Linked DNA regions of Mus musculus: region 1 is linked to region 2. The links are chromatin loops, found by intact Hi-C in ENCODE. Cell type or tissue: heart. All regions are shown on one strand. Each heading gives the region's core, and the rest is flanking DNA. Links, peaks and the distances in the headings are about the cores only.

The links. Hi-C counts contacts between places; a loop is a spot of excess contacts. Peaks named below come from ENCODE experiments on the same cell type or tissue, not always from the same donor. Only the 100,000 strongest peaks of a DNase experiment are listed, where the experiment ranks them.
Region 1: a loop joins it to region 2, with 6 times the contacts of the local background. A loop is called at or near these places in 13 of 42 quality-filtered maps.

The regions. Positions count from the first base shown.
Region 1 is chr19:34,875,427-34,880,665 of GRCm38, reverse strand. It overlaps Pank1 (pantothenate kinase 1), which reads left to right and starts at 1,211. Exons shown (of 7, transcript NM_001114339.2): 1 at 1,211-2,142. The coding sequence starts at 1,590. In heart, for the core only: a CTCF peak has its summit at 2,180; DNase peaks (open chromatin) are centred at 1,365 and 2,575; H3K4me3 peaks cover 2,156 bases; H3K27ac peaks cover 1,855 bases.
Region 2 is chr19:34,823,939-34,829,177 of GRCm38, reverse strand. Pank1 (pantothenate kinase 1) reads left to right here. Exons shown (of 7, transcript NM_001114339.2): 3 at 1,805-2,058. Among named protein-coding and RNA genes, the nearest start is that of Mir107, 5.8 kb to the right of the region's middle. In heart, for the core only: a CTCF peak has its summit at 2,740 (motif pointing left); no DNase peak of the experiment used is centred there.

The sequences.
Region 1 (5,239 bases), core at 1,222-3,721, 52 kb before region 2:
GAGATTATAAGCCTGAAGGAGCAAGTTGTACAGAACTGGACAAAAATCAGATGGGCTGAGGCTGGATTACCTAAGGCAATTTCTCAAATCATATAAGCCCAAGGAAGCAGGGAAACAGGGATTAAGTTCTAGTTTTGGTCTTAGTCTCAGTTATGTCTCTGTGCCTTGGTTTCCTGATTTGAAATGACAGGTGGATGAAACAGAGTGGCCTCATTGATTCTGAACCTGTTGATTTTGGGAAGGGCTCTGCCAGAAGAAATCCTCAAACCAAATGTAAACCCCGGGCACAGCTAATGCCAGTTTTGGACCCATGGAGGATTTAGTTCAAGGGGTGGGTAGGCTAATCACAGGTCACTTTTGCTAGGATTAAGGTAGAGGGAAGTTCAAGTTGTTGAAGCTGGCCTTTGGAGACTTCGGTTCTCACCTCTTTAATACAGATGTTTTCAGAGGGTCAAAGAGCTTAGTTTGAGCTTGGTGATGTGCAAATTCAGTGAGGGGCCTGGCCTCTGCCCGCTGTATTCATAGTCATTGGAAACAATAGCCTGCCGTTATGTTCTCTCTATTCCTTCGTAGGGACAGAATCCCATGATAAGAAGTGTCTGACTGTTATATCCCCAGCCTGACTTTAATGTCTACATTAGACTCTTGTGGGCATTTATTATGTGCAAAGGTTATATTAGGTACTTTTGTGACACACAAGAGTCCCCTTTGGACAGACACAAAAGCTAAGGCCTCAAGAAGTCCCCAATACCCAAATGTGTCCCGCTTGCTGGGCACTGCCTATAACAGGTGTGTTAAGTACTGACTTTGTCTTTTGCTCAGTGTCAGTGGGAATCGGAACTGGGAACTGGGGGCTAACTCTGAGGGCTATCATGGTGCTGGTTCCCCTTCTCATAACCAAGGCAACTTTTTATTTCATAAATAACAGAACAGGGCATTGTCCCCTGCCGGTCTTTTCTGGGTGAGGAATGCGCTTTTTATAGCTTGGGATCGGTTCTGTTTACTTGGTTTCTTCTAGCACCGGTTATTCCTGCCTAGTTTTGTCCTTCACTGTCCTTTCTCTCTCTTCCTAGGTTTCCTCTCTGCAAACGACAACTCGAGAACACATGCTGTTTGTGTGAGTGTGCCAACCAAGGAATTTCACTCCCCTCCTTCTCCAAGGCTGCCTACCTCTCTATAAATAATTGTTCTCTTCCCTCCCTTCAGACCTGGGAGTAGTTTGGTCACATTAACGCACGCGCGCCTGCTCACACACTTTCGTGGGGCGGGGATGTAGCATGGGTGACCTTGTGAAGGTACTAGCCCACTGGGGATAGGATTAGCAAACCTGAAACCTCTGCAAATATCTGGCTTCCTCCGGCATTCCTCCCGAGGCTTCTGGCTGTCTCGTGCCTACCTCACCCAGTACCCTTTAGGCTCGCTCCGCCACACAAAGCCCCATCCGCCTATCTCCTCTTCGCAAACCCCGAGAACTTCATTCCGCACGTTGAAACTCGTCGGTGGCGGTGGCGGGTAGGACTGGGCATGCTCAGTGGCGGGGACAGGTCTGGGAGGCGAGGAAGCCGCATTTGAAGTGGCTCGGCCTTGGGATGAGGGGGAGGCGGGCTCCCCGGCCGGGGTCCACCGAGGTTCCCGCAGCTGCGCGCGATGCCGACACGCTGCGGGCGAGAGCAGCAAGCCCGGTGCGCGGGGCCCAGCTCGCCGAAGACGTGGGGACGCCGACGGGAGGAGGGGAGGAGCGCCGGGGCCACCAGCTCCCGACCGCGGCGCCGAGGCTGCGGGAGAGCAAGCCCCAGGGTGGATCGGAAGATCGGGGAACGGCCGACCGTGACCTCCAGCGAGGCTGCCAGAGCCGGAGCCCGCGCACCGCTCCGCCGGTCCCGGGCATGGGCGACCGCGGCGCGCAACACGAGCGCGCGGCCCTGCAGTCCCCGGGGGCCCCCGAGGGCGCCGCGGCCGCCGTGAACGGGCTGCTGCACAACGGCTTCCACCCGTCGGCCGCCAGCAGCCGCGACCCGCCGGCCCCACGCTTCCAGCTCCCGTCCGAGCTGCAGCCGCAGCCGCTGTTCGCCCAGCATGATTCTCCGGCCAAGAAATGCCGGCTGCGGAGGAGGATGGACTCCGGGAGGAAGAACAGGCCGCGTAAGTCCTGCCGGCAGGGAAGCGCCGGTGCCCGCGGTCGAGGGGGGCGACAGAGTGCCGCTCTGGACTGCGTCCTCCCTAGAGGCGTCGGGCGTCCAAGGTGGCGGCCCGCGGTGGCGCCTGTCTAGTCCGATCCGCCTACTGGGTCGGTCAGACACTAGCTGGAGCTGCTCCCTCGGTCACCGTAGCGGCTGGGAGAACGCACTGCCCGCTGTTATTGGTGGCCGTGGGGCAAACAACCCGACTGATCTTGGGTCTGGGACTAGGAGGAGGGCGGGCTGGCACAGCCCGGGGCTCACTGCTCCCTTCTCCGAGCACATCTTTTGGGGCGTGCATCTCAGGCTACCAGTTTGCCCTTTGAATCGCAGAGTAACCGCCAGTATCTAGGGCCCATTGGCAAGCTTAAGGAGGCGTGGAGTTTGACAATCCCCCAAATCACAGCCTATTAAACAGTGTTTCCACACAGCCAGTGAGACGGCTGGTGTAGAGGGAAACACCCACTGACACCATGTGGGCCGGAACGGTGTGGACCAATGAGGATTGCAGGTGGATTCCCCCCCTCCCCTTGGAGTGGGTCGAGTTGAGTGTTTGTAATTGTACAACTCCAAAAAGTGCGTTGTTTCACAACCTGAGACTTGTATATATAATGGTAGACTGTAAAGGGTACCTTCCCCACCTGACATTCTGGGATGTCAGTTTGTAGGTAGAGATTACGAGTTGTTTTGTTTTGTTTTGTTTTGTTGTTGTTGTTTTTTTTCCTTATCTGAGCCTAACTCCATTCAACTGGTTACCTCTTTGTGGGTGTCTTTAATGAAGCTTGTAAATGGCAGAAAGCAAAGTAAGTAGAGTCCACGGTAGTGAGCGATCGGATTCAAACGGGTACCTGTTGCATATCAATTAACTGTTCTGGGTTGGGAAATGATTAAATTGGGCTTCAATTTCTGTAAAAGGTTGATGTTTGGAAAACAGCATAACTCCTTCGCCTGTCTTTGCTTATAATTTTTATCTTTCTGTTCATAGTTTTCATAGCCTTTCTGCAATGCATTCGTTTCTAAAACGTTGGGAACCGCTTTAACACGTCTGGGTGAATCCAGTGCTTACATTTTGCAATGTTAATGTTGTGTGGAGTTTGGGAATTGCCCAGCAGATTTGATTTGGCCATGGCTGTTAGACGGTTATTAAGCATCTGCGTTTTTTGTTTGTTTGTTTGTTTTTGTTTTACATACTTTTTATAGTTTCTAGGAAAATTATTTTATGAACTTGAGATTGGCTGATACCCGTGTCTTATTTCGTTTGTTTTATTTCCCTGAGTCCACATTTTATTTATTTCTCTGATCTCCATCTTAAAGAGTTTATTATAGTTTTCAACAACAGTAACTAGACTCTAAGAGAAAAGTTGGGGAGTCTGAGTAAGGAGACTCCCTAGCCTGAGACCAGCCTGAGCTACGTGGTGAGTTGGGGGTGGGATGGTAGATAGGCAGTCACTGGTTTGAAGACCTTTCTTTTAGTGTTTTTTTTTTTTTTTCCCATTTTCTAACACTTACTGTGTGGTGGTGGGTATGTGGATGCGAGCGTGCTCGGCAGTCCAGGAGGTCAGAGGACAACTTTGAAGAGCTGGTCTCTCCTGACACGTGATCACACTCGGGTCATCAAACTCACATTGACCGGCTTGGTGACAAGGGCCCTTACCTACTGAGCTGTCTCTCTGGCCTCTTTTGGTATTTTCAAGACAGTGTTTTGTGATACAACCCCAGGCTGGCCTGAAACTCTTGGTATTCCTCAGACCTCGACCTCCCAAGTGCTAGGATCATCATACCTTACTCTGCACTGCTTAAAATACAATCTCTAACAATGATTTGAAGAAGCGAAAACTAATCTGAGCCTTAACTATGCTTTCAAAGCCATAGGAATTATTTTAAAAGACAAGGAAATGTAGTTTTCTGCCTGTGTATAGTGTCAGAAGCTAAGTGGTTTGTGTTTCTTACAAAAAAATAAATAAAAAAATAAAAGCTTTTAATTCTTCTTTTATTTATACATTCTGTTAAGTTATTTATAAATTATTTATTTACTTATTTTGTTTTCATGAGATAGGACCGTACGTAGCCCAGGCTGGCCTGAAACGTCACGTGCAGCCAAGAATCATCTTGAGCTCTTTGATCCTCCTGCCTCTAAAATAATTCATCACACTCGGTTTATTTACAACTTTTGTTTGTTTGTTTTTTGAGTTCGGGACTCTCTATGTAGCATTGGCTGACCTAGAACAGGGGAGTTATAGAGGTTCATCTAGTCCTGCCTTTTGGGTGCTGGGATTAAAAGGGGTGTGTCACCAGCCTGTTGTATTTACAGTCTTTTAAAGGACTGAATCAACACTTATTTTCCTTATCCTATTATGTTTAATTTTCTTAGATTTGAGCACACATTGATTTTCTTTTATTTTTATGCATAGGAGTGTTTCCCCAACGTGTATGTCTCTGGGGCATGCATGCATATATACAAATTTAAAAAGTAACAAACAAACAACAACAACCTGTAAATCTTAAAACCAAAATCTTAAACCCACTTTCTCCATATGAATGTGTTCTAATCTAGAAATCAAGTCAGGAGACTGGAGAAATAGCTCAGTAACAGAAGATGGAGGCGAGGCATCCATCCTTCAAAACTCCCTGGGTTTAATCTCCCAGCACCATCCAAAAGTCAAATCAGTTGTGTGTTGGTTTTACTAAGCAAGGAAAGGAGAAAGTTGTCAACTTAATGTCCATCTAAGTGTCATTTCCCCTTATGTACTCCCTAGAGGCCTTCCCTAAGACTAACTTCTTCAGATTTCCTCTATTATTTTGCCCGCCCCCTACTACCTGGCTGTCATGATCTGGTGTCAGTGCTCTTGAAATGCTAGAGTTAAACTAGGTGTTGTTCCTGATACCTGCAGAACTCCGTGATGATACCTGCAGAACTCCATGATGAGACTAATCTTCCTATGTGATCTTTACACTAGTTATCTAGCCTGTCACAGGAGTGAGCATTTTGTTATGTTTTCATGGCGCGCGCGTGTGTGTGTGTGTGTGTGTGTGTGTGTGTGCGCACGCGCGCGCTCACACAC
Region 2 (5,239 bases), core at 1,726-4,225:
TTTTTTCCCCCAAGCCCCATGAACAGCAGTAGCAAATAAGATGAAAACAGAATCACCGGGATATGTCTGCTAGTTGCTAGTGTGTCACTTACAGAAATTCACCTAATGTCTTATTCCGAACATTGAGTAAGGCTAACAGAACCTACTTGTACATGTTTTGTCGATGATGGTAACTTTTGGTTTTGGGGTATTTTTGATTTTGTTTTTCTTTATATTATTTTAGCAGCTGAATAGGCAAGGCAGGTCTTGAACTAATGATGTCCCCCTGTCAACATCATTAGTGTTGGAACTGCAGACATGCCACTAGTCCAGCCTCATGGAATTCTTCTGGTATTTTGTTTCCATGTGTGTGTGCGTGTGCGTGTGTGTGTGTGTGTGTGCGTGTGTGTGTGTGTGTGTGCGCGCGCGTGTGCGTGTACATGTGCGTGTCTGTCTGTCTGTCTCTCTGTCTGTGTGTCTATGCGTCTATGTGTCTGTTTGTGTGTGTGAATCAAACCATCACTTCCTTCATTGATTTATTTTTTCAGTACTGGGAGTTGAACCAAGGGCTTCATGCATGCTGTACTCTACACTGACTACAGCCCTAGTCCTTTTTATTGGTTTGTTTGTTTGTTTGTTGTCAGGGAAAATGATCACCAACTTGGACCTGAGGCAGCAGTATTAGGAATTAAACTTTTAAGGATAGGATGGCTACTAGCTGCTCAGACCAGCCAACAGCCCTTTGTTCTCTGTATCTAGAGTGGTGGAGGAGGGGTTATCTGTTCATATTCACCTTCCTCTCCATGGTGTGCCATCTCCTGCTTGTCTCTGGCTGACCTGCCTCCTCTCCAAATAGCCTCCCTTTCTTCTTGTTTATCACATATATTTGACCAACCTCTCTTTCTGTCCCCAAGAAGAGGATGTCTTACCTCATAGACCTCTGAAAGGACAATCCTGGGCCACTTAGCTAGTAAGCCTGTTGTGTGTGGTGGGTGCCATACAGAGACTATCATGGAATCTTCACAGCAACACCGAGAAGCCAAATAATTCACCCCAGATAACCTCTGTTAAGTAAGTTTTAGACCTGGAGTTCAAAGCCAGGCCCAGCTGCTCCAGAGCCAAGTGTGGCAAGAGGCTTTGTGGACTCAGAGGGGACTCTTTTCCACTCCCAGGCCTTTTGACCTCACATTCTGTCACACATATGTAGGATTCTCGTTCGCTTCTGAATATTCTACTGCACTGACCGCCCTTAGCTGTTGTGACAACACGTTTGGCAGCTTATGACTACAGAGATTTCTTCCATCAAAATTCTTGAGGTTGATAGCCCCCAGTTAAAGCCTTGGCATCAACACAGTTCTGTAGAGGTCGTGGGGAGATTACGCTAGTTGCCTTTTCGAGGCTCTTTGTACCCCAGAGATCAGGGCGCAACACTAAGATATCTGTCTACTTCTTCAAAGGCTTCTTCCTCTAGCTTTCAGACCTTTCCTGTGTGTGTGTCCTGCCATTAGAGTTAGGCTCCATTCGGATGACTCATGATGAGACCATGTTCACAGATTCTGAGGGTTAAACCAAGGGCCCACATCCAGGCCACCAGTCTCACATGCTAATGAGTGCTTTCCCGACAACCAGGCAGCTCTTGTCTGTGTAGCACAGCTATTTTTCTGGCTGTGACTGCTGGCCTGTACTCTTTCATGCTGGAGGGGGGTTGGGGTCTGAGTGCATTTCTTGTCTTTGAAAGTGAATCTTATAGAGAGCACACACCTCCCAGGCTCCTCGCACCACCGTATTAGACTACAGCATCTAACAGGCTTTTGTTCTCTCGTAGATTGCGGACCTGCAGCTGCATAAACTGGATGAGCTGGACTGTTTGATTCAGGGCCTTCTTTACGTTGACTCGGTTGGCTTCAATGGCAAGCCAGAATGTTACTATTTCGAAAACCCCACAAATCCCGAGTTGTGTCAAAAAAAGCCATACTGTTTGGATAACCCGTACCCTATGTTGCTGGTTAACATGGGCTCAGGCGTCAGCATCCTGGCAGTGTACTCCAAGGACAACTACAAAAGAGTGACGGGGACCAGGTAAACATGCTCTCAACCAGGAGAGCCTCTTCATGCTTAAGCCATGCCTATTTCTTGATGAGCAGTATATAGTAAAAGGTTATTATCATCGAATACATTTTTTAAAAAGAACTACTTTGGGCTCCTGTACTACCAAAGAGCAGTTTATTGGATGTTTGTTTTCGTTTGGTTTCGGATGCAGGCTCTTCCCTTGTAGTTAAGGCTATCCTGAAGCTTGGTGTATAAGTCTCACAATCCTGCCTCTGCCCCCCTGAGTGCTGGGTGTATAGACATGAGCCAATAACCAGTTCTCTGGATGATACATCAGAGGAGAAGAAGTTGATTCATGTTAAGGTTAATAGCATAAGATCTTTGTCTACTGGAGGTGTCCTGCTCAGGTAGGGTGAGGGAGGGTGGCGCACATTAGTTTGCCAGCAGGTAGGTGTACTGAGTGCTGGTAGGATGGCAGAGACTGCCAGCCAACCTTGGATTGGTCAGAGACGCTTCACAGAAACTTTCTCTTGGAACCTTTGTGGTCTCAAGGCAGGAAAGATGGCTCGAAACAGCATATCATTCCAACCAGCAAACAGAAGGCTTACAAGGAATGGTTTTTCCTCTTCTTAGGTAAGCGAGGAGTCAGAGCAGCTCATAGAGGTGTTGGGATGCAGGGTATCAGAATACAGCCCTGCGACCCCTGGCGGTCAGAATACTTCATAGCTTTTTATTTGTTTTTATTTATTATCTATTCTTGCACTCAAAGACCCATGTAGGGCAAACAGGCTGAGCTTCCTGTCAATGGGCAGCTCAACATGGCCGAAGGACCTGTTGTCAAAAGTCATTAAGAGAGTCCACTGTGAACGAAATTAGGCTGATTTGGTATGAAGCATTCCTTCAACTTGCTAGACCACAAAAACCTGTCTTTAGAGGAACTAAAAAGGACTGGCGCCATGCAGCGCGTCCTTAGCATATGGTGTTGAGACCATTCGTTGTTGGTGCCAACAGTGCTGACAGATGAACATGGCTCGTTACTTGTCTGGACCCCAGGGTTCTCATTTCTGCCAGGAAAGGTGTTGCTTGATTTGTTTGTTGGTTTGTTTGGCTTCCAGCACTGAGAACTCTTTAGCATGCTTCAGCTGTAGCAGGAAAGCTCCGCCCTTTCAGTGTTCCTTCTTTTGTCAACTGGGGTTGAACAGTTAGTGTCTCTCTCTATCCCTGGGGAAGGTGATGGTAGCCAGCGTCTTAAGACATTTCTAACTGTTACAGTTGGAGGTGGGACCCAACAGTACATAGTAGCTTGAAGTCAGGGATACTGATAAAATTTGGTAATGCCTAGGGTAGCTCCTCCAATAGCAGAAGATATATAAAGTCCCCCTACACCAGGGTTGCTACAGTTGAGACACCCTGGTGCATACACACACACTGTTTGAAGCCGGTGTGGGTTCAGAATGTAGTATCTGATATGTTTAGAAACTGCTACCAGGCACACACACCTTTTTGGTTTTTAGTTGTGATTTTATTTATTTAATTTAATATCATTGTTCATGACTTACTATTCATTATCATTGTGCAGCCCTGACTGGCCTTGGAGTTCATCATGTAAGCCAGCCTGACCTCACACTCACAGACATCCACCTGCCTCTTCCCCCTGAGTCCTGGGAGTAAAGATGCCCACCACAGTTCCTGGCACAACATATATCTTTTCATTAAGAATATAGTGGCTTACTTGCTTGGCCAGGAGCAAACACTGATGCCATGGTCTCACTAGCACCATCAGGTGTGTCAGGCTAGGGATACTCAGCTAGACCTTAGAGCATTCTCCTGGCCGAAGTGTAAGTTTTATAATAACTACAGACTTCTCCTAGGAGCAATTGAGTTGGTAAATCTGCCCTCCAGGCACTAACAAGCTACACATTTTCCACAGTTAGAAATAGTCACCCTTTTGTTGATGCATACAAAATAGCTAATGAATGATATCACAGATCCAGCCTCAGATGTGCAGGCTCCAGGGATCTGTATCACCTTGAGAAGCAGCTAAGGAGCTAATTGTGGGGCGTGGCTTCTTCACACATAAGGAGTACCTGCAGAAGGTATTGATGACTGCCCTTTGTGAGCCTCCTGTCTCAGCCTCCCAAGTGCTACCATTACAGGTGTGTGCCACCACTTCCGGCCCAGAAGTTTCTCTTGTGATATGTTAGAAAACAGAAGATGTACACAGTTAGGGAGAGTGGTAAAAATTAGTATCTAAGACCACTGGTGTTAATATGCAAGCTCACTACAACTGAGCTGTATCCCCAGACATTGGGAGCACTGATGTTAAGTAAGCTCTCCCCCACTGAGCTGTTTTCCTAGACCCTTGGGGACCACTGATGTGAGCAAATGATGTGAACTTTAAAAATGTTTTACTTCTCATAAACTGAGAGATGCAACCTAGGTTGTTTGTTAATTCTGCCTTTTCTTGTATGATGTTGTTGTTTTTTCTTGCTAGCTTCTTGTTGTTATTTTGGTGGATTTCATTTTGTTTTTTGAGGCAGTGTCTCACTATGCAGCCAGAAGTGATCTTGAGTTTTCCACAGTACAACATTCATAGCCTGTACTTGTGTGTGTGTGTGTATGTGTGTGTGCGCACGCGCGCGCTTGAGTGCGTGCAGGCACATGTGTGCATGTGTGCATGCATGATCGTGCCCAAATCTTTACATAGCTGCTAGGGATTGGGACACAAGTCCTCATGCTTGTTTGTCAAGTACTTTAACAATGGAGCCACCTCCCCAGTAAGTGTTTGTAAAAAGCCATGTTACTTCATGGAATCCGTTTCCTGTTAACATGTTTTAAATGGTCGATTTTGTATACTTTCACTGCTTCCTAGATTAAGCATTTTTTTCTCCAACACAAGTCCAATTCTAAGTATGAAAATCAGTGGAAAATTAGTACATTACAGCATATAGTCTATTAAAAAGAAGAAAATAACTGTGTAACCTCAGTGGAAGGAACAGTGCATCTCTCCTGGTCATTCAGGAATCTATTTTAAGGGAATACACTCGAATGCCCATCAATGAGCACTGCTCAACAGGCATTGCCAATTCAATTTCTAAACTGAGTAACAAGATTTCTTCTCACTGACGGACAGTGATAGTATTCAATGCCCTTTCTTATCTATATATTTTGCCTCTGATATACTGAGGATTTTTTTCTGCATGTCTGCCAG